5 separate regions of the Homo sapiens genome follow, and all the other regions are linked to region 4. Evidence: chromatin loops called from intact Hi-C (ENCODE). Cell type or tissue: mammary epithelial cell. All regions are shown on one strand. Links, peaks and the distances in the headings refer to the core of each region. The heading gives the core; the rest is flanking DNA.

Region 1 (4,562 bases), core at 249-4,248, 650 kb before region 4:
TATGGGTACTGAAAAATTCCAATTAAATCTTAAACTGACCTGACAGAATAACAGTATCTAGAATGAGGGAGATGACATTCCCACTCTCATCAGCAATGGTCAGATGGCATGATCAATACTGTGATACATGACCCAGAAGCACAATAATATCCTAAGAAGGGGGAAGAGGAAGGGTGAAAGACTAGAATCATAACATATTTGGAATGGTAGAAAGAATCAAGGGTATTACATGTTGACTATGCGATTAGGAAAACAATCGGGATAGAAAACGTTTCAAATGTTTGAAAACTTCAAATGAGATTACTCTGTATGTTCCCAAGGCATATACTATTAATAAAATGATGGGTTGAGAATACTAGATACAGGTTTCAACTCAAAGTAAATAAGAACCTCTTAACATCAGAATTGCTCACAGATGACGTGTTGCTTGAAATATTAGTGAACATATTTCAAGCAGAGACTGGAGGTGTTTAAAGCAGTTTTACAATATGATTCTATTAGTCTTCTCAAAGCTCAGAATTAAAATATTTAATAATGCTGAGTGGTGGATGTTTTTACAGTGTGGCCTGGAATCTGCAGTTATCAACCTACAAGTGTCTGATTTTTATTAGCAAAGTATTAAAAAGTTGTTCATTTTCCCAATTTAAGAAGAAGTTTATGCACTGGACATTGCTTTTCAAAAGTTATTTTTTGAATAGTGGTAACCAAAGGTTGGGGCTTGCGTAGTGGGGAGAATGGGGACATGTTGGTCAAAGGGTACAAAATTTCAGTTAGGAGATATAAATTATGGCCATCTATTTTACAGCATGAAAACACATAGTTGGTAACAAATAATGCACTACACACCTGAAAATTGCTGAGGATAGATTTTAAATGTTATCACCATACACACACATATACATACACACAAATGATAAGTATGTGAGATGATAGATATGTTAAGTAGCTTGATTTATTATTTCACACTGAGTATATATATGTTAAAACATCCTTTGCTCACCATAAATATATACAATTTCATTTGTCAATTAAAAATAATAACAAAGTTACATATATAATTTTTTTTATTTCAAGTGGTATGGCTTTATATAATGCTGAATGACTCACTGACTGATTGAATCACTGTCATTCATTCAACAGACATTTATTCAGAGCCTGGTATGTGCCAAAGACTGCAAAGTGGCATACAAAAAGAAAGAATAAGACAAAGCCTATGCTTATAATATGTCAGGGTAAGTAGACACCCAAAAATAATCATTTTCAAAGTTTAAGATCTTATTCTAGAAGCCTGTGCTCTGGGAGCACACTGGAATGGCATTTAACTTTCCAGAAGAATCAAGGAAGACTTCACTGAGGAGGTGATATTTGAGCTGGGCTTTAAAAGATTAATAGGATTTAACTAGATAGCAAGGGAATGGAATGATATTTCAGGCAGAAGAAGCATTATGTACTCAGAGGCATGAAAGTACATGGTGTGGTTAGTGAAAAAGGCAAGAAATTTGGTAAAGCTGAAATGTGAGGTATAAAGTATGGAAAGAGTGAAAATAAGACTGACAAAGTAGATCATGACTAAATATTTGGGGTCAATATAAGCCATGCTAAGGTGTTTGGGTTTAATCTTGGGCACAAAGAAATGTTTTCAAGTAGAAAGGTAACATGGTTACATTTGCATTTTAGACAATATATGTGCATCATGTGTGAGAAACTCATTTCTATAAATACTAGTTTTTGCCTTGAAACATTTCAGGGGGAGTGGAATCCTCGAGTTACTGGCACCAGCAAGGGTAAATTAATGGGCACTAGATGGCGGCATAGAGTGCCCAATTCTTCATAATATCAGTTACTATTTCTGAGCCTGTATTTTTGACTTAAATAATTCCTTTATTCAAAAATCCCATTAAATGAATATGCACTATTTAGACTGATTGGCATGAAGTAATAGACTACTGTAAGGGGAACACGCATTTTTTAAAAGAGGTAAAGCCCATGTTGGTGCATGATGGAAAAGGCAGTTGAGGATTATAAAAATATTTGGATAAAATTAAAAATACAACTTTGAGTTCAATGGAATCTTAAATTTCTCTTGCAGAAGTTGCCATTCGTCTTTAAATAATAATACATATATGTGTAAAACACCTAAACTTCATAAAGTCATGTTATATTCACCATCTGTCCTCTTCTTCAATTACCACCATTACCACATGGACAAACATTACAATTCACATTTTACAAGGAACGAAACTGAGGCTCATGTAAATGTTTTTCCCAGTTTATATGGTACAGTTAATAAATAATAGTACCAAAACCAAAACTCTAGTTTTTTTATTACAAATCCAGTCTTTGGTTCACTTTGTCATGTTTCACAACTGAAAAACAATTGGGAACTAGGACAAGATTAAGACAAGGAAATGATAGAACCAAATGATTCTAATGCCATTCTGTGATAAACAGAGAGCAAATACTGTAAATTGGATTGTATATTCATTAAGCCCATGGTTTCTGACAATTATTTTGGAAGAATTTACATGTCAAAGAAAATTATGACCAATATTTAGTTATACCAAGGAATTTACATTGGAGAAGCTCTATATATTTTTAATGTTTGGTTGATAATATGTTAACAAGATGATTAGTAAGAAACACAAAAATAGTTTGTAACTTAAGATGTAAAAGATTCCAAATAACTATAAATTCCCTATGGAGAAGCCATCTCTGCCCCATGTCATCATGCCTTTAAAATTAGACGCAAAAGTTTGAATACTCAACAGTAGAATTGTTTATTTAGTAGTGTGGAAGGTCTACCTCTGTCTATTTCCTGAGGGAAAGCGGCTATAATGAGCCTGCCTGAATTATGAGAATAAAGTTTTCCTTTTTTAAAGAGTTTATTCTAACAGATAGGAGGTAACTTTTATTTCTGCCTTCCTCTCTTGCCACTCCATCCCCAGCTAAGAATCCAATCCCTCAAGAGCTGTCATCGTTTTTGTTGTTGTTGATACTCTCCACCAAGACAAACTAAACCAGACTGAGACCATGCCATTTTAGCATTATGAAACAAGAAAGAAAGCAAAAGTCACCAACAGAGCAATACAGGAATTTGAGATGTACAGAGGAACTGAAAAAAGAGGAGCTGATAGGAGCATTCTCTTTCAAAGCTCAATTTAGTGTTCCAACTACTTAAAACCCTATCACAATATACTCTATGCCATCAGGGAAGAAAAATGCCAATTTTAAAACATTATTTTCACTTTTTTATAAAAGGTAAAACATGTTAAGGTCCATACGTAAAATCTTTCCAACACATCAGTTCATCTGCAAATTAGTAGCTGAAGTCTGCTCAAACGCAGAGGAAACTTCCATTTAGGTCTTGAAAAAGAATAGAGCTCATTTTAAAACATCTTTATTTATTTGTGCAACAGTGAGTTTAGAAACAAAGTATCCAGTGTATTTTCCTAGAGTTAAAAAAAGAAATATTTTTATTGAGTACATTCCAAAACAATTAAATATTCTCTTACCCCACCCTTTTCACCAACTGAATAGTTTTCGTTTGACTTTGAATTACCACCCACTTACTGATTTACAAACTGGTCAAATTCAGCATATATACCCACACTCATACAAAATGCATTTCAGGTTTCCCTTTTTGGATTAAAAACTAAAATTTTATTTTACAGTGAGAGCTAATTTGTTAGGTAAGACACAATTAAACCAAGAAAGATAAATCTAAACTTACTTACTTCTTCCAAATTTGAAAATTGTCCATGAGATCTTCACCAATAAGCTACATCTTTTCCATGCTTTATGATCATACCCCATTTTTTGTATGCAAAGAAGAAAGGGGACTAATATCTTTGATCATAAGTGTTGAGATCCTAAATTAAATCTAAGATTTGGGGCCTTATTAATACAAAGGGAGAAAATAGTTAACTGAAGATGTCATTAGTAAAAATTTTCATTAACTTCTATCTCTATAATTTCTGGCCTTTCCAGTTTTCGGTTGCATCTTTCTAGAAATGCATGTCCTTTTCCTAGCCTTAGCTCTGAAAATATTGCTTCTACCCATAAAATGTCATGTTGATAATGCTTTAAATATTGAACTATAAAATTTCTATATCAGAATTAATGAGCCTATTTCATGTTTTAACACTGAAAATACATTCTAAGAGTTTAGAACTTCTTTAATAATTTGTTTAAAAAGTAGTTGAAGGCCAGGCATGGTGGCTCACACCTGTAATCCCAGCACTCTGGGAGGCCAAGGTGGGCGGATCACTTGAGGTCAGGAGTTTGAAACCAGCCTGGCCAACATGGTGAAACCCCATCTCTACTAAAAACTAAAAAAAAAAAAAAAATTAGCCAGGTGTGGTGGCAGCCGCCTGTAATCCCAGCTACTCGGGAGGCTGAGGCAAGAGACTCGCTTGAAACCAGGAGGCAGAGGTTGCACTGAGCCGAGATTGTACCACTACACTCCAGCCTGGGCAACACTCAGCAAGACTCTGGTCTCAAAAAGAAATAAAATAAAATAAAATAAAATAAAATAAAATAAAATAAAATAAAATAAAATAATA
Region 2 (4,562 bases), core at 207-4,206, 480 kb before region 4:
AATTAAAAGTAGAATCTGAAGATATTTCAGCCAGATTTGCTGCAATCTCGTGATCAAACTTGCATGTATGAGCAGTTGCTTCTTATGGATGAGCAGAGAAAGTGGTTTCTTCAGATAAAATCTAATGGTGATGATGCTATGAACATTGTTGAAATGACAACAGAAGACTTAGAATATTACATCAACTTAGTTAATCAAGAAGTGGTAGGGTTTTAAAGGATTAACTCCAATTTTCAAAGAAGTTCTACTGTGGGTAAAATGCTGTCAAACCTTATCTCATGGTGCAGAGAAATCTTTTGTGAAAGGAAGAATTAATGTGGCAAGTGTCATTGTTGTCTTTTCTTTATTATTATACTTTAAGTTCTAGGGTACATGTTCACAACGTGCAGGTTTGTTACACAGGTATACATGTGCCATGTTGGTTTGCTGCACCCATCAACTTGTCATTTACATTAGGTATTTCTCCTAATGCTATCCCTCCCCCAGCTCCCTACCCCCTGACAGGCCCTGGTGTGTGATGTTCCCCTCCCTGGGTCCATGTGTTCTCATTGATCAATTCCCACTTATGAGTGAAAACAAGGGGTGTTTGGTTTTCTGTTCTTGTGATGGTTTGCTGAGAATCATGGTTTCCAGCTTCATCCTTTTAATCACAAATGATTAAAAATTCATTTGTGATTAAATCCCTACAAAGGACATGAATTCATCCTTTTTTATGGCTGCATAGTATTCCATGTTGTGTATGTGCCATATTTTCTTAATCCAGTCCATCATTGATGGACATTTGGGTTGGTTCCAAGTCTTTGCTGTTGTGAGTAGTGCTGCAATAAACATACCTGTGCATGTGTCTTTATAGTAGCATGATTTATAATCTTTTGGGTATACCCAGTAATGGGATCACTGGGTCAAATGGTATTTCTAGTTCTAGATCCTTGAGGAATCACCACACTGTCTTCTACAATGTTTGAACTAATTTACACTCCCATCACTGTTGTCTTATTTTAAGAAATTACCACAGCCACCCCAACCCTCAACAACCACCACCCTGATCAGTCAGCAGCCATTAGCATCAGGACAAGATCCCCCACCAGCAAAAGGATTACAACTCAGATGATTACTAGCATTTTTTAGTTAAGGTTTTTAGATGTAATTCCATTACACACTTAATGGGCTGTAGTATAGTGTAAACTAAACTGTTTTTTTTTTTTTTTTTTGAGATGGGGTCTCACTCTGCTACCCAGCCTGGAGTGTGGTGGCATGATCTTTGCTCACAGCAACCTTTGCCTCCTAGGCTCATGCCATCCTCCCACCTTAGCCTCCAGCGTAGCCAGGACCACAAGTGCACACCACCATGCCCGGCTAATTTTTGTATTTTTTGTAGAGACAGGGTTTTGTTATATTGCTCAGTCTGGTCTTGAATTCCTGGGCTCAAGCAATCTGCTCACCTTGGCCTCCCAAAATTCTGGTAATACGGGAGTGAGCCACCATGCCCGGCAGTGTAAACATGACTTTTATATGCACTGGGAAACAAAAAAATTCATGTGATTGCTTTATTGTGATATTCATCTTATTGCAATATTTTATTTATTATGGTGGTCTGGAATTAAACCCACAATATTTCTGAGGTATGCCTATGCATTAGTTTTGCTTGTTTTTGAGTGTTATGTCAATGGAATCATACAGTATGTTCTCTTTTGTGCCTAGTTTATTTCACTCAATGTTATGTCTTTACATAGTGTGACAAAGTTTTTTTCCTCTTGTTTAATTTTTATGTTTTAACTTCTATAACAGTTCAGTAATAGATGCATATAATTTATAAATAAGCCAGGGATGTGTGCATAAAAGTTTGCAGTTCTTGGGTTAAAGTATGGCACCATTTGTGTGAATGTCAACTTTAAATCCCAGATAGACTCATTAGCTTTTTAAAGAGAGAACTACTCACAACTACAGACTATGATGACCTCATCTAGGTATTTGTATTTAATAAACATTTATTTATGAGAACCCACTATGCACAAGTGTTTGTAGGCACTGTGAGAGTTACACAGGCAAAATAAAAAGATGTAGCTCGGTCTTTCAAGGAGTCTATCACTGGTGGGAGAAACAGTGCAGTAAACTCATATGATCACTCCAGACAGAATTGAGAATCTACAAAAGAGACACAACTAAAATGATATAGAAGCCTGGATGAAGGATGACCAATCTTCCAAGAAGCTAGAAAAGGCCCCTCGAGACTTGTACTAGATAAACTTTGAGCCCCTTTATACTTTCTAGCTTCCAATATTTAATCAGATTTCTCATTACAGACATAGGATCTTTATTCTCACTGTGCATTGCTTTATGTTTCAGGTTTATGGATACACGGTATATATTGTGCTCAGTCAAAAGGGGGCAGCATTCACCCTTCTTCTGAAAATCAGAGACCACTTTGGCCACATCTCTTTCTTTCTAGGAAAAGAATACTTTTACCAGATAGCGTTTCAGAACATAGATATAAATTTTAAGCCTCTTGTTTTAATTGTTTGTTTATAGAGATAGCAACTGATTTGCACCTTCATGTCACAGAGCCCAACATATTGCACAGGTATAAATGAAGTCAAGCTGTCTCTGTGCCCAGTTTCCCTTATTTCTGCCTTTGTCCCTTGATTGGGCGTGGCAGTCTTGCTCAGACTCAGATTGCTAAAGGGCGGTGGCTGAAATGAACAAAAGGAATCAGACCTTTACTCTTAGCCTGAGAAAAAGATTGCCAAGGGAAGCTTGGGGAGAAAGCGCAATGCTGAGTGGTTGCATCATTGTTTTGACTACCTAATGCTTTTTTTCTCTTCTGACTGTTTATCCTTTTTAAGCTTCTGTTTATAAGCATAACAATTATATGAAAGGTAAATAAGTTACATGCACTACAGGGATGTATGACTGTGCTCTGTCTTGGCGGCATTCATCTCTTTATTAGCCAAGTAACCTTTACAGTTTAAGTACTACACAGTTGCTGCAGTCCTTTTCTTGCTGACGCAGTAGTAGAGGCAGTGGTGGTGAAAACTGAGAGAGGTTTAATGCTGAAGGTCTCAGACTGTGTATCTCTATGTCTATGACCTCTAACCACCAGACCAGCAGATAACTGATTTCATTTTGTTAGTGAAACACTGATTTTAATTGCTGACTTATACAGCTTCCATGTTATACTTGATTGGTTTTGAGAAAATCAATGTTGATGGCCAAAATTCCAAATTAACTATTTCTTTCTAGATTTAATCATACTGTATACAGCCCTAAATTGCCCTCTAAGCGACTTAAAAAAAAATTGAAGAGTAGAGCTTTACCAAATGTCTCTGAATGATAAAGGAAGTTGACCCACCCTATAATTAGCTTTTGTAAATATCAAGTCAAAGGTCAGAGCAAAGGTCATCTGTTTTCTTTCTTTTGTGAAGAAAACAAGGGATTGTAGTCACTATGACTGATTTCAGAATAGTAGCTAAAGATGAAGTCATTGCTTTCTTTCAAAGCAGAAATTGTAAAATTAAATAATTTGGAATAATCACAGAAATAATTACATTAATATGAATAGCAAATAGCAGGTGATAATTTGTGTAGCATTTACAGATACTGTGACCCTTGGTTTTAGACCTTGTGCAGTGTTTTTCTCTGTCAGGTACATGATGCTGGGAGAGCAGCTCTCTAGGAGACCTCTGATGACATCATGTCACTGTCCTCTGAGGCCACAACACAGCTGCCATGCCACACACAGGCTCAAAACACACAGTGGGGCATAGCCAAAAAGTTCACAAAGTAAAGAAATGTCAACTTTCTACGTTTTAGCATTCATTTGCCTGCATTAACCAACATTGTGCAATATATAAAGTCTAAAGCCCATGTGAGAGATAAGACAGAATTATTTGCATTTCTGCTGAAATTAAGCATGATGAAGTAGAAACTTATTACTTTTAAAACCAAAAAATGAATCTAAATATGTGTGTATCAATCAAATGATGAGTTAGGACTTCCTCATGAACTGGAGAGGAAAATTAGATGACCAACTATCCTGGGTTGCTAGGGACTGAGAAGGTCTCCAGGATGTGACATTTTCAGTTTTAAAATCAAGGCTATCTTAGGCAAACTGCAACAAGTTGGTCACCCTAACTGGAAGAGATCTTTTTGGCTATGCTGTCCAATTATCTTATTTTGCAGCTGAAGAAAATAAAGATTATGGAAATCATAAGATCCCAGCAGGATTATTTTTCTCCCTAATTCTTGTCAATGTCTTTTCTTTTCCTAGCTTCTCAGGTCATGTATTAAACTTAGACCACAGGATCATGCAAATGGCCCCTATTAGGTGGGCCAGGGGGTGAGCACCTAGAGTGCTCCTAGAGTGGAGGGATGGCTCCAAGAGTGGCTGTCCTTCTTATATCTGAAGGTGACTTGGCTGACTGTGGGAATGCCTGGCTATCTTCCAGGAGAGCCGAGAATGCCTCTATCAATAGTTTGAACACTGTTCTGCAACTTTCTGAGTGACACTGCAAAGTACCAAAGATAGAAAGAAGGCACAGAGGGGGAAAATGGGCATCTCAGTC
Region 3 (4,562 bases), core at 148-4,147, 860 kb before region 4:
AATAGCAAAGTAGGAAAAGAACTGGGAATAAAACTATCACTGAATTATTAACTTTCCAACAATCAAAATTCTGTAATTTTGCCTTTAGTTGCCATAAACAACCACCTCACCTTCTGAATATCAACAATAATATGAATGAAGGAAAGGTTGTATACTAAGGTCACAGGTGGTATGGTTGAGATTAAAGCCAAGACTGAGAGTATAGTAATGAATTGAGAAATGAATCATACACTTTTGACCTAATATGTAATATGTCTTCCCAAATCGTCATTTTTATACATTCATTTTCAATGGAAAACAACAACTTGAATATCTTAGAGGTTTTTTCCCCCAAGAAAGACATCAGGCTGTAATCTCCCCCCACAAAATTTAATACAGTTCATAGCTCATACCCCTACCGGATAATCCCCAAAATGTCTTGTTCCTTTTTCAAATTAGACATCAGCATTCAGTATAACAATTAATCAATGCCAACAATGTTCCATATGCTTTATTAGCATTCATTCACCGAATCCTTCCATGAACACTAGGAAGTAGGTACTAATAAAAACAGAAACAATTTTGAAGTACAGAATCTCAGAGGTGGTTATCAGTAATTCTAGAATATCAGTCTGACATATGGGTCCCTCCACTTTTTTTCAGTGCACAACGTGAACACTGTGTGGCACAGTGTTTCAAGAATTAATGTTTGATTTATATCAAAGCATTATGTTTTTTACTTCATCTTAATAGTAATCACAAGAGTGACTTAAGCCTCCTACATGAAAGCAGAGATAGAAAAAAGATGACCTTGGAAGTTACATATTTTCTTTTCCTGTAAGTATGAAGACATGTCTATAAGTTATTAGAACCATAAAAAACCAAAAAACTAATAAGAATAAAATTGTGAAAGAATATTGAAACCTCCTTAATAAGCAGGTTCTTGTAGGATATTGAACAAGGTATGTATGTTGTAGCCCTGATGCTATATTTGTGTCATGCTGAGCAAGCTACTTAACATTTAGGTGCGTAAGGGTTTTTTTCCCTAAAGTGGGAGGATTTAGATCTCTAAATTCCTTACCAATCATAATTTTAGAGCAAATTATCTATAAAGTCAATTAATAATTTGCCTTGCTTCATGTATTACATAATAGTTGCTAATCAAAATGAATAGTATTATACTCACAGCTTTAACTAACTTATAGCTAAGATCAGGCTTGCTTTGTAAACATCTCTCTAAAAACTCAGAAGTCCATGAATACTAAGACTTTTTACTCCTCCTGTAATTTTTGACCTCTACTGGAAATCTCACCTGCTACCCCTGACCTCGAATATTGCAAGTATTAATACAGTTTCTGTATATAGTGTACTTAAGCCAAAAGTCAGAGGCATGAGAAAGGTAAAGGCCGGGACAAAGGTACTACAATTCAGCTACACACTTGTAATGCTTCCCATTAGTTCGTTAGTTATATTAGTTCCAGAAACTATTTTAACACGGTAGGCTGATACTGCAAGCAAAAACAAAAATCATGAGAACAATGAAATAGTAGGTCTTAGCGCTTAAGCATATCTACTAGTAGTAATACTTGACAAGCAGCCCACCTTCTTTGTGATCTGGAAATGATTTGATGATAAAGCCAAATTCTAGAAATATAACTGCTATCTTTTGGGAGATCAAAGGTCATGTGAGGGGGAGAGCTAAGGTCAAGAGCAAGCCCCTTAAGCCTACTCCAGAAATTTCACTAGAGGGTGCTCTTGGGCTTTCATGACTTCTCAGTTCTTCAATAAGAACCAAGTATTGCTTAGATAATATATTCTGCCTAGTATAACTTGGACTCCATCATGGATCCCATATCCAATACTTCAATATAGAATTAAAAGATATCTCCAGCAGACCCTGGGCCTGGTTTTTTATTTTCCTGTGTAATTTCCTTGTTTCTACTGATAGTACACTTGTGAGTTTCACAAATTTAAGACAGGTAAGAGATCTTAAGAGGTCTCCAAAAGTCTACATTCTATTAAACAACCACAGAAACTTCCTAATACATCAAAGTAAGATTAAATGGGGATTAACTGATAAATCTATTTTTGCAAATATATGTTTTACAAACATATTTTAATCTTATAATAGGTTCATAATTTATATACCTATTGGAAGAATTATTATTCCATAAGATCTGTAGAGAAAGTCTGATTGTCAAATAGAATAAATTTCAATTATTTATATATGTATTATTCATATGTCTCATGACATCAAATATTGAGCACCAAGTAAGTACTGAATAAATATTTCTTGACCCTTTATTGCACATACATATTTTTATAACACGTTCCAACAGGATGACATATAATTAAATTTTAATCTCTACACCATATGTTTGAAATTTTTTCTATAAATGCAGTTTCACCTTTCTGGAATTCACGTTTAATGACTTATTCTGTTTATTTCTAATGATAATCGCTTTTTATATACTTTCCATTTTTGCTACGTTTTTAAGAGAAAATGAAACATGGAAATTGTTTTGTTATGTGATTAACTTTTTAATGTTTCTATTTGTTTATTAGAAGATTAAGAAGGTTATTTATTTCTACATTAAAATATTGGCAATGGCATATATCAATGCATAGTGATTTTCTTAAGAATTGCAATGAGTGACTCAGTAAAATTCTTCTTCACTTTCAGGATGTAAAGAATTATGGCTACTAGCCATTATGCAGGGTGATGTTCTTATCACACATAATTGAAAACTCAATAGTTTTAGCATCTTTAGGGTTGACAGTAAAATTCTGAGGTTGACTATGGAATGCTAAGTCTTTGAAGGCACTTCCAATTTGGCTAAACTTACAGTTTCATTATTCCTTAATTGAATTAAGTTTAAGTTTCTCTTAAAATCAGCTTGAGGCTTTTGACAAATTAGAAATTTGGGTCCTGAATAGTAGCCCTTTACAATATATGAATCTGCATAAAGATGTGTTTTAAATGCCTATTTGATAAAAAGATAAGCCTGGTCACTTATGGATTCTAGCTCCTTTCAACATCCTGCATGGATTGCAACCAGTGTGAAAAATTGGGGATCTTTAAAGTGGTCTCAGATCTCTTATAAAGCAGTCACCTGGGCTCTTAAACTGTATGGTGCTTCTCAAAAAGGGCTCCTTAAGTATCCTATCTGATGTATGTTATTCCCCAATTCAACTTGCAAAGGACAGAGTCACCAGCATATATTCAAACTGTATTTCATCCAAGTGGGTTGTCAATAAGCTTAAATCACTCTATGAAGAACTGGCAAAATTCCCATGGATACTGTGAAAATAAAGGGAATCAATGAAGAGATATAATTATTTTAGTCTCAGATTTAATTAATTTGTGGGAGAGGTCATTTTCTCTCAAATATATTCAAGTTTCTTCAAACACAGGTCAATGTTTGCCAGCTGATAGGAAAAAAGAAAACATTTAGTCTGAGTTTCCCACGTTTATATTAATCTCTGTATCACAGCTAAATAAAATGTTTCATAAATCTTCATATAGGCAAAAGAGAGTTCAAGCTAAGGCAGAGTAACAAGTATTGCCAATAGAAAATAACCTCTTAAGTACTGTTTCTACTATTTCCTGTTCTAATTTTTCTATTGGAGAGAATGAAACAAAGTAATTTCACACCTGGTTTTATGAATCAGCTCACTAAAGATTCTAGGTAGAAGTTACACGGGAGATGCAAGTATAACTTCATTATTTTACAATTAGAACACTAAGACAAAGAAAGAATAAAAGTGGCGTGCTATCCCATGCCATGCAGTTAGCATATGGCAGGTCTTACTCAGAGTCCCCAGTTCCTAATCTAGTGTTCTTTCTACTGCAAAGGTTTCCAGTGCTGCTTGGTTTTTCATAAAGGATCTGTATATCATGTCAAAATTTCATGTTGACTTTCCTTGAAATTTCAGAGAAAAAGAAGGCAGTATAAGAAAAATTACTCTTCATTGTCTAACTCTTCAAGTCAGACAGCATTCCTATGTGCAATGATCCTCGATACAGTCTAGGTCAACTGATCTCTATGAGTTTTCATACTCATTAAAATGTATGCATCACAAAGTACAATTAATGTTCTCACTGACTTTAGGGACCTTGCATGTTTCATCCGTTCCCTAACCTATGCCATCCTGAATCCAAGAGGCACCCTGTATTTCTCTGAAAGTCAGCCCAGCATGAAAATACTGAAATAAGAGTGCAGGTGTACTCTTTGCTTTAAGAAGACACAATAAGCCAAATTCTGAACTTACCAAACAGACAAATTATGGGGTGATTATTCACATTTTAAAAGGATTCACCACAGGATGCTTTTAAATCATAAGCTGCTCTATTGCATTTTAAATAAGTTGATTTATAAAGCTTCCTTTACAAGGACTTTTCACTATCCAGGGTTCATGGTTCCTTATCCAAAGGCAATGAGAGCTTGGTGAGCATAAAGTCCTATTACCTGCTAAGCCAAGCTTCCTTTCCCAAATAAGAGAATAATTAGGACTGTAGTTCATTTTTGAAAAATTAATGAGTCTCTCACTCCTGAAAAATTTAATATACCCTGAGCACTTAT
Region 4 (4,562 bases), core at 371-4,370:
TGTTTCAGAAACATTTTTTTACTTTGAACACCTCATAAAGAGACAGTCTTGGAACTGGACAGTCCTGGGTTCAACCTCAGGTTCCTCACTGCATGGTTTTAATGATTTGTATAACCTTCAGTGTCTTCATCTATAAGATAGAGATTAAAATGTTACCCTTAAACAGTTGTGATGAGGATTTAATGAGGTAACATATTTAAAGAACCAGGTATAGAGTAGGTCCTCAATTATTATCATTTTGCCTAAGTTTTCTTCTGATAATCTGAAATAATCACTTTTGATCCTCATACTCTCCTCTCCCCATATGAAGATCCTCTGGGCAAATCTTTTTTTTTTTTTTCTTTCTTTCTTTTTTTTTTTTTTTTGAGACGGAGTCTCCCTCTGTCGCCCAGGCTGGAGTGCAGTGGTGCAATCTCAGCTCACTGCAAGCTCCGTCTCCCAGGTTCACGCCATTCTCCTGCCTCAGCCTCCTGAGTAGCTGGGACTACAGGCACCCGCCACCATGCCCGGCTAACTTTTTGTATTTTTAGTAGAGATGGGGTTTCACCATGTTAGCTAGGATGGTCTCAATCTCCTGACCTCATGATCCACCCGCCTCGGCCTCCCAAAATCCTGGGATTACAGGCATGAGCCACTGCGCCTGGCCCCCTCTGGGCAAATCTTAAAATTGAAGATGGTAAAAGCATGGATAATCTGTCATCTTCCTACAGGTAAAATAGTGGAAGAAATTACTTCATCCAGCAAATAAAGAGAACAATGGTTTCTTGGTGACCCAAAGTAAAGTATTTCAGAGTACTATTTTGTATTCGAAGTAATACAAAAGACAAATATATTATTCAGTGGATACTGCAACAATAGACAGAATTGCAACAAACATGAATTTAGCCAAATCTCTTGCTTGGAGGCCTGCAGTGGAGGAGAAATATCAGAGCGATCTTGGAATCGGACCTATCTATGTTTGAATCAAAGGTCCAGTCCCTAACCAGCTCTATGCCATTAATTCAGCGTCAGCTTTGTCATTGTGAAATAAAATATCCTCATTGCTGAACTTGGTGGTTGTCGGTATTAAATAGATCATGTGTAAAAGGTGTCTATTATGGTATTTTATTGAACACACAGTAAGTGCCTAATAGAAAGTCACCATTGTTCCTGTTCCTTTCAGCTGAAGCTATTGGGGAACTTTCTTTTTCTTTGGTACTACACCTGATTTTATGAAGGAAATTAACGTGCAAATAGGACATGATTTATGGCCAGCAAGAGAGACACATAATGATTTGCAGTCTCTTTTGGGAGTCAGAGTCTATTCTATTTGGCCTACCTTGTAGCTCAGCAACATTACCAAGTCCTTACATTATCAGTAATGATTGAGCCTGGAAGTCAGCCAAGGTTACCAGGTAGTGATGTTAGGGTTAATTTGGGCTTCATGTAATTTGTCCCTCAGAAACTGCAATCTAGGGATTCAATAGAAAAGGTTGGGATACCTTAAGGGAAATAGCTAACACACTCTTTCCAGGTAGATACCAGCTATAACTTGTCACATCTTGTATTTCAATCCTACAGTCTTAGACCTAAAAGGAAACTTAAAAATTGCCTAAGCCTGGGAACTGGATGGGCTTCAGGAGGGTTCTTTCATCTCCTAAGATTATTTGCAACATGTTATACTGTGTGTGCATACGGATGATATTCTTGGCAAAATGACCTTGTCTTTCATCAGATACTCTACTGGGACCACTGCACAAAAATATTATGATGCACTATGCTTGAACAATCTCCAGGAGAAGTTGTGTGTGCCTGTGTTTTAATGAACGATGAAGCATGTTCTGGGATTCAGTTGCATGGTCTGGCCATGGTCCCACAATGAGTTAGCATCAGAATAGAGGAGATAAACCCAGATATCGCAAGGACTGTATTCTACTGTCATTCAATTAATTTGTACTTATTAATACGTATAATTTCCACACTACACAGGCATTGTGAGGGATGTAGATTATAAAAGTGAATATCTGTTGTCATGGAAGTTACAGTCTGGATGGGGAGAAAAGTAAGGCTCTTAAAAGAAAACAGAAACAAAAAAGACTCAGTACCAGTATAGAACAAAATAAGTCTGTGACTGCTTGCAAACTGCAGTCTGTAGTTGTGGCAAAGGAATTCAGAGACCACGATAGTGGGTAGGGTCTGAAGAAAAGAAATGAGCATTATGATGAAGCATTGGTGAGGATACCGGCCTTAGTAGTTTGTGCCAGTGAGGAGAAGGTAGGGTATGTTGGACCTTGAAGTGGTCGGAAGTTTTCAGTCTTGGTCCAACAGCAAATAGAGGGTGGTTAAAGTTTTTACTTCACCATATTATTTTTGCTCCCAGAATGACTCTGATGTCTCTATGAAGTGTACACAAAGCACAATCCACACTTATGAATTCAGTTCAAAGATATTAATATTATTTCAGCATACCTGTTAAAGTGACTTAACAATCTACTTGTAGACTGAGTTTTTGGTCATATTCGAAGGACCAAAAAATCAAAATTGATTTAGGATTAACTTCAAAATAGGACCCAATCACAATAGTTGTTCCTATTGCACTGCTATGCAGTTTGCCTGGGGTCATTTCTTCCTGGAGAGTGACGCCTGACACGCCTGCCTTCCACTCAGCCTCCACAGCTGGGAACAGAATTACACTGGTGCCCTCTGCTGGGATGAAATGGGAAGTTGATCAGGAAACAATGGTGTCCTCGTCTTTTCAACATAGAGATGGAGGTGGCGATTCCAGGCCCACTGCAGCCTCCAGGCTGGATTCATTTAGTGTTCTCTCCAGGCCTCCCTCTCAGGTGTCTTCTTTGCATCATACCTGAATTTATTAACCAAAGGGAGTAATTGGATTTTTATTGTAAGAAGGTTGTCAGCTAATTTTTAAAAGTAGTCCAAGGAAATGCTGCCCCCTTTCCTCTGACAATTTGAGAGCTGGGCCCTGGTTTCAACACACAGGGCTAGTCATCTTGGGTGGTGGCTTGGCCGTCTTGCTAGAGAACAATACATATTAAGAGCCACGGGGAGACTCTGGGACCATTTAAAAAAATCCTGTTAAATTATTATTATTATTATTATTTATTTTAACGGTGAGGAAAGCACATTGATATTCATTGCTGATTTTCTTGGCTCAAATAAACAGCATTAATGCTATGGTGTTAAATTCAATTTAGAGTGTCTACTCTGGTGTGCCTTTGGTACCCTGCTCAGCTGATTTTTCTGCTAGAGGTGAAAAAACATTCAGTTGTAATTAAGAAAGGGGTGGGGGAGTGCTGAGAAGGAAACCGAAAGAGAGAAGAGTTGTGAAGTCTCATGTGTGCAAATTGGTAATGGACTTCTAAAATAAAATGATGGGGGCTGGGGCGGGGCGGGGCAGGGGAGAGGATGGATTGAAATGATCCTTTCCTGCTCCCCACTTTTATTTTATTTTATTTTGTTTAGGATCAATAATTTGGACATGGAGGTCTGCTGCTGGTTTCCATAACAACCTGGCTTATTGAAAAACTGCAGGCTCCACGAATCCCCAATTATCAGCCTTCCAGGGCTTATTAATGGAGTTGAGCATCCCAGTGAGGCAGGCAGCTCATTGCTGGCACGTGCCCGGTGGGCTGGCGGAGGGTGGAGGAGATGGGAAGAGGAGATGTGTGGTGAGACAGCAGCCATTTGTCCCCGTCACTTGCAGGGGAGGGGGGAGCAGTCATTCAGGAGGCTGTGAGAGCGTCTCTTGAAACCCTGAGTGGCTGCCGCTGCTGTTACAGGCAGCCCAGAAATCGAAGCATAGCTTGTTTTTCCAGCTCCACCCCGAAGCCATCTATCTGGAATAAATCCTTATGAATATATCACAAGCCCTGTATGTCTATTGAGCTTCTATAATTAATCGGGCTTTCCTCACAAAGACAATGGTGACTCTATATTTCTAATATTAACTCAAGCCTTAATTAAAATGTGAAGCCAACCTAATGCATATTTGATAGCTTTGAATTACTCAGTCTTTGGTCTGGCTTCACTTATTAGGCCCTCGCCATAGAATAATTACAATAGCAACAATAATACCGATGATGATCAAAATACAGATAACATTTACTTATCTTGTGCCAGGCTTTCTGCTAAAAGCTCCACATGGAGTTTCTTGTTTAAGCTTCACAATGATCCTATGATGAGGGATATCACTGTCCCTTTTTTACAAATGAGGAAACAGAAGCAAGAGAACTTAAATGACTTATCTTAGGCCACAGGGCTAGTGAGTATATCAGAGTCTCATTTCTGCTCCCTTTCCATAATTATTTTTTATTTTTCAACATGCGTATCCTCAAGATAGAAAAGGAACAGCACATTTACAGTAAATTTTGTGCTATCCAGTGTTAATTGGGGAATGAAACATTCTGGTTTATCAAATATTTTGATTAATAATTGCTATTCATGTCATGATTGGGTTTCCAATGGGAAAGATCTGGGATATAATAAAACATACACAACATTAGAAGTATAGTAATCATTGTCATAAAATGCTTCAGGATCATTATACAAATGCGACTTTTTAT
Region 5 (4,562 bases), core at 182-4,181, 260 kb before region 4:
AATATCCAGTCATTTTGAGTAGTGTTGTACACTGGGTCTAAGCTGATGTTGGTATCCAGGGACCTAAAACACCATTGAGCCCTCAAAGCAGGATATAGGGACCAATCGATAAATGGAGGCCTGGCCCAGTTCCATTTCACAGTGAGTTCACTAGGTCTATGGACTCATTAGATGATTATTTCTCTGGTCCTTAAATGTAAAATTGAAATAAGCATACTTGGTATTTGGGAGAACTGCTGTATTTGTTCTTTGGCCTTTGGACTGGCATATCGCTCTACCAACTGGTAAAGATGACAGTCATATCTGGGAGCAATCGAATGGATTAATTAGTGGTACCATATCCTCCATTCAAATCACCAGTCTAGATTCTACAAAACAAACAAACAATAAAAAAACAGACTTTTGCAGATACTAAGGGGGTAGTATCCCTAATTACAACTGCTGTGCTGAGGTGCCTTCACTAGAAGACATTAACACAGCCTCATATCCATGATATGTGGTCATTGATCTGAAAAATGTGTTTTCATTTCCATCCTTTTCAGAAAGAAGAATCAGAAGCAGTGTGTGTTCATATGGGAAGGGCAGCATATAATGGTTTTGCCCTGTGCTATGTTAACTAAGGCTCTTTTTCCTGTAGAACATTATCTTGGTCCACTGTCTCAATGACATCATGTTAATTGGACTGGATGAGGAAGAAATGGCAAGTGCATTGGAGGTTTTGGTAAGACACATACATGTACTCCAAAGAACAGAAGATGCATCTAATGAAGATTCAAGGACCTGACATATCCGTTTTTAGGAATATAGCCATTTGGGACATGCCAGAACAGCTTTTTGAAAGAAAAGGACAGTCTAATGCCTCTCATATTGTGCACCCCTAAGAAAGAAGCACAGCTTTTTAAAGGCTTCTTTGGGTTCTAGGGACAGCATATTTCATACTTGGAAATACTGTTTCAACTCATTCGCCAAGTGACACAAAAGATTACCAACTTCATTTGAGACTTCAAGCAAAAAAGAGCTCTGCTACGTGATTTGCCACCGGAACTTGGTAGATGGAAAATATGAGAGCTCAACTGACCATGCAGCCAGAACTGCCCATCCTAACTTAGGTATTTCCAACCTCCATCAAATCATAAGGTTGAGCTAAACCAATAGCAATCCACTGTAAGATCGAAGTGATATATCTGGAATTGGGAATTGGCAGAGACAAAAGGCAGAAGTTAAGTTTCAGAGGGCACGGACCTCCAAATAACCTACCATTGTTATGCTATCACCTTTCCCTAAGCTCACCCCTGTTATACTGTCACCTTTCCCTAAGCTCACCCCTGTTATACTGTCACCTTTCCCTAAGCTCACCGTTATACTGTTGCCTTTCCCTATAGCCACGTAGGCATCCCTTTTGACTGACTGACAAAGGAAGAAAAAGTTACACCTGGGTCATGAATGGGTTGGCTCTCTATGGGGGTCCAAGCTGAGAAAGCACTGTTGCTACTCTACAGTTCCACCTTTGGTGTGAGTAGATATTCCATAATATTTCTGTAAACCTTCTGATGGTGTCCCTGAGAGACAGCAATGAGGAGTAACACTCTCAATGTTTAGAGGATCAGATGGTCACAGCCATTTTTATGGCTGGAGGTAAGAATAAATAGGAACTTACAGGAAGTAACCTCTCGTTTGGCTGATTGGATGGGGGCTTGGAAGAAGAGCGATAGAAAGATCATAGAAAAAAAGATCTGGGAAAGAGGCATGTGCCTCTGCCTGTGGCTGTAGATTGGAAGTTTGAATATCTTTGCATCTCATGGCACTGCCCGCAAGGAAACATTCACCAAGAATGAGGCATTAAACAGCCGTGTAGACAGCATGACTCAGCCAGTTGATGTCATCAGCATTTCATTGCCCAATGCTGGCCTGATGGATGCATGAAGAAACTGATCATTGCTGAGGGATGGGCTCAGTGGCATTTGTCCTCACTAACCAAGGCTGATTTAGGTATTGTTCTCCAACTCCATCTAGCTGCTGATTCCCCAAATTGCTAGCAAAAGAGATCATTACTGAGTCTCTGGTACAGCAAAATCCCTCAGGGAAACCAACCAGCCGCTCAGTGGCAAGTTGATTACACTGGAACCTTTCTATCCTGGAAAAGGTAGTGATTCATCTCGACTGGAAAAGTCACATATTGTGGTATGAGTTTCCTTTTCCTACCACAAGGCCTCAGCTAGCACCATCAGAAGAACGGAATATCTACCCACACCATATATGGTGTAACATAGCCTCAGACCAAACAACAATGTTGTAGGAGTGTACACATAACCATGTATCTATTGGTTCTGTTACATTCTGCACCACTCTGAAGTTGCAGGTCTGAAAGATAATGGAATTGACTTTTGAAGGAGCAGCTTAGATACTGGCTTGCAGATGATACCTTGCACAGATGAGGCATTATCTTTCAGGATGTAATATATACCCTAAATCAAAGACCCTTTTACAGTTCTATTCTCCAGTGGGTCCAGGATGGCTCTACTTATCATCACTACCAGTGAATGACTCAGTTGAGAAATGTTTCCTCAATAATGCATGTTTTGGTTCTGTGGATTCTAAACTAGGTTCTGGATTCTAAAGTGGAAATTGTTTTACCAGGGGGCCCAGTAAGAGTCCCATTAAACTTTAAACTATGGCTACTGTAGGGTCATTTAAGTTTCTTCATGTCAAGAGTCCAGTAAGCAATAAAAGAAAACAATGTTGGTAGAGGTAATTGATTCCGGCCATTAGGAGGCCATCCTCCTAATGGCCTCCTAGGGGTACTCAGTGGGGTCTGGAAAGCATAAGTTTGGTTGTCAGGTTATCTACTGGATCATGTCTTGATACTTTCCTGATTTTTTCAAGAAATGGACAAGTACAGCAGCCACAGTATGGTGTGGTTACCAGAAGCCTAGGCACTCAGGGATGACTGTCTGGGTAACCCCACCAGGTAAGCCATCTAGATCATCAGAGGTGCTAAATTAGGGTCAAAACAATCTGGAATAGGTTGCAGAGGAGGGAGAAAATGAGTTTCAGTTTCAGCTGTAAAACCAGCTATATTGGCAAAAGCTATATATATAGTTCATGCTACTCATCTTTCTTTTGTAAAGTTTCCCAGAAAAAGAGACCAACCAGAAACTTGAAGGAGTTCTTCCCAGATGGAATAAATTTACCGTGTGAATCACGTGAATCCAAGGGATGCAAGGATTGGCCTATACTGGATTGGATGCTCTGGTATACTACTCAGATTTCCTCTTCAGAACTAATGCATTTATCCCCCAGCTATGAAATTGTTGGCTGCTGGCAGTCTATAGCTAATGCAGTCACTGGAAATTATCCTTGGTTGAAGGGACCTAACTTGTCCAAGTCTACACCTATTTCCAGGAATAGTTCAATCCATTGACTTGTTGATGCAGGACTACACAGGTCAAGCCTTCTTGTTTTGATGTGGACAAATCTGAAGGGATATCCCAGCTCCAGACCTCGCATAGGTCTGAGCTAAAGAGACCTCATAGGTCTGTGTCAATTTCTGTCTTTACCCAGTCCTGCTTCTCTCATTCCTTTATAGGTGTTGTTCTGGAACTTCCTAATAAACCAGCTGCATGCAAATATCTGCCTCAGAGTTTGTTTTCTAAAAAGACTTCTCCTAAGGTAGAAGGAAAACTCTCCCTGCTTCCAGGCTTTTGAACATGCTAACTACTAGGAGTATCCTCGTCCATCCTCCTGAGCTTTACCTAATCCAGTGACTTCTTTTGATTACACAGAATTCTCCCCAGGAGTCTCTAAAAGACAATAAAACCAGGATGTAACCCTTGGAAGATTGATACATAAGAGTAGGTGGGAAAAGAAGTAGGTACAAGGATAGAGGGAAAGATAGGCTGGAGATGAGAAAAGTTCCCTTAAAACGTTGCAGAACCAAGAATGCAGGCATGTCAAGGTGCTGATGTGCCGAAAGGTTAAACAGTAGCTTTTGACTATGGGTGTCACATTTTAGCTGTCCTCCTTCCTCTACTTCAACCACAGCCTTTGTGGGTGGCCAATAACCTATGTTATGACCTTTCACACTTAACCTTTAATAACCACTCTCTTTGTAGTTGGAATAATCAGATTCTCTCTCTTCCTTTTCTTGAGAATTTGATTTAGGAAATGTGAAAATGGCAGAGTTAGCAGTGGAAGAAGAGTTGAAAGAGACTATGTAGTTAACCATGCATGAGGTTGAGCCTAGGCAATGAAAGCAGAGACTGTAATGTAAACTCAGGTCCAACAAATGCAAGTGGCTTGGAGAGGAGGTTGAAATGGATGGGCAAAGAAGTGGAGGCCAAGTGAGAGACAGATTCATATAGTCCATGAAAATGTAGCAGGTATGAAGTGGGGGCTCCCTGAAGCTACCCTCTCTCTAGTTCTGCTTCCAGCTCCAATTAATGTCTCGGTTGTTATAACAGACTCTCTTCTTCTTCAGATAACCTGAATAAGACATTGTTCTTTGTGATTAAGGAACCGAACTAAAACAGAAGCCAGGGGAAGAACACATGTTTTCTTTCTCC

Evidence for each region. A loop is a pair of places that touch in the nucleus more often than their neighbours do. Peaks named below come from ENCODE experiments on the same cell type or tissue, not always from the same donor. Only the 100,000 strongest peaks of a DNase experiment are listed, where the experiment ranks them.
Region 1: a loop joins it to region 4, with 7 times the contacts of the local background. A loop is called at or near these places in 17 of 110 quality-filtered maps.
Region 2: it touches region 4 in a loop (21-fold over the local background); 96 of 110 quality-filtered maps call a loop at or near these places.
Region 3: it touches region 4 in a loop (19-fold over the local background); 25 of 110 quality-filtered maps call a loop at or near these places.
Region 5: a loop joins it to region 4, with 14 times the contacts of the local background. A loop is called at or near these places in 5 of 110 quality-filtered maps.

Annotation. Positions count from the first base shown.
Region 1 is chr3:115,039,074-115,043,635 of GRCh38, forward strand. The region is part of intron 2 of ZBTB20 (zinc finger and BTB domain containing 20); the gene reads right to left. Among named protein-coding and RNA genes, the nearest start is that of ZBTB20-AS4, 59 kb to the right of the region's middle. In mammary epithelial cell, for the core only: a CTCF peak has its summit at 1,798 (motif pointing right); no DNase peak of the experiment used is centred there.
Region 2 is chr3:115,215,368-115,219,929 of GRCh38, forward strand. No RefSeq gene overlaps it. Among named protein-coding and RNA genes, the nearest start is that of ZBTB20, 70 kb to the left of the region's middle. RefSeq lists an enhancer at 2,116-4,015. In mammary epithelial cell, for the core only: a CTCF peak has its summit at 2,386 (motif pointing right); a DNase peak (open chromatin) is centred at 2,674.
Region 3 is chr3:114,825,991-114,830,552 of GRCh38, forward strand. The region is part of intron 4 of ZBTB20 (zinc finger and BTB domain containing 20); the gene reads right to left. Among named protein-coding and RNA genes, the nearest start is that of ZBTB20-AS3, 45 kb to the right of the region's middle. In mammary epithelial cell, for the core only: a CTCF peak has its summit at 1,715 (motif pointing right); no DNase peak of the experiment used is centred there.
Region 4 is chr3:115,690,409-115,694,970 of GRCh38, forward strand. The region is part of intron 2 of GAP43 (growth associated protein 43); the gene reads left to right. Among named protein-coding and RNA genes, the nearest start is that of GAP43, 69 kb to the left of the region's middle. In mammary epithelial cell, for the core only: a CTCF peak has its summit at 2,671 (motif pointing left); a DNase peak (open chromatin) is centred at 2,683; H3K27ac peaks cover 632 bases.
Region 5 is chr3:115,434,991-115,439,552 of GRCh38, forward strand. LOC105374051 (a long non-coding RNA gene) reads left to right here and starts at 2,624. Exons shown (of 3, transcript XR_924352.3): 1 at 2,624-2,748; 2 at 2,884-2,968; 3 at 3,129-3,627. In mammary epithelial cell, for the core only: a CTCF peak has its summit at 2,003; a DNase peak (open chromatin) is centred at 1,921; H3K27ac peaks cover 1,468 bases.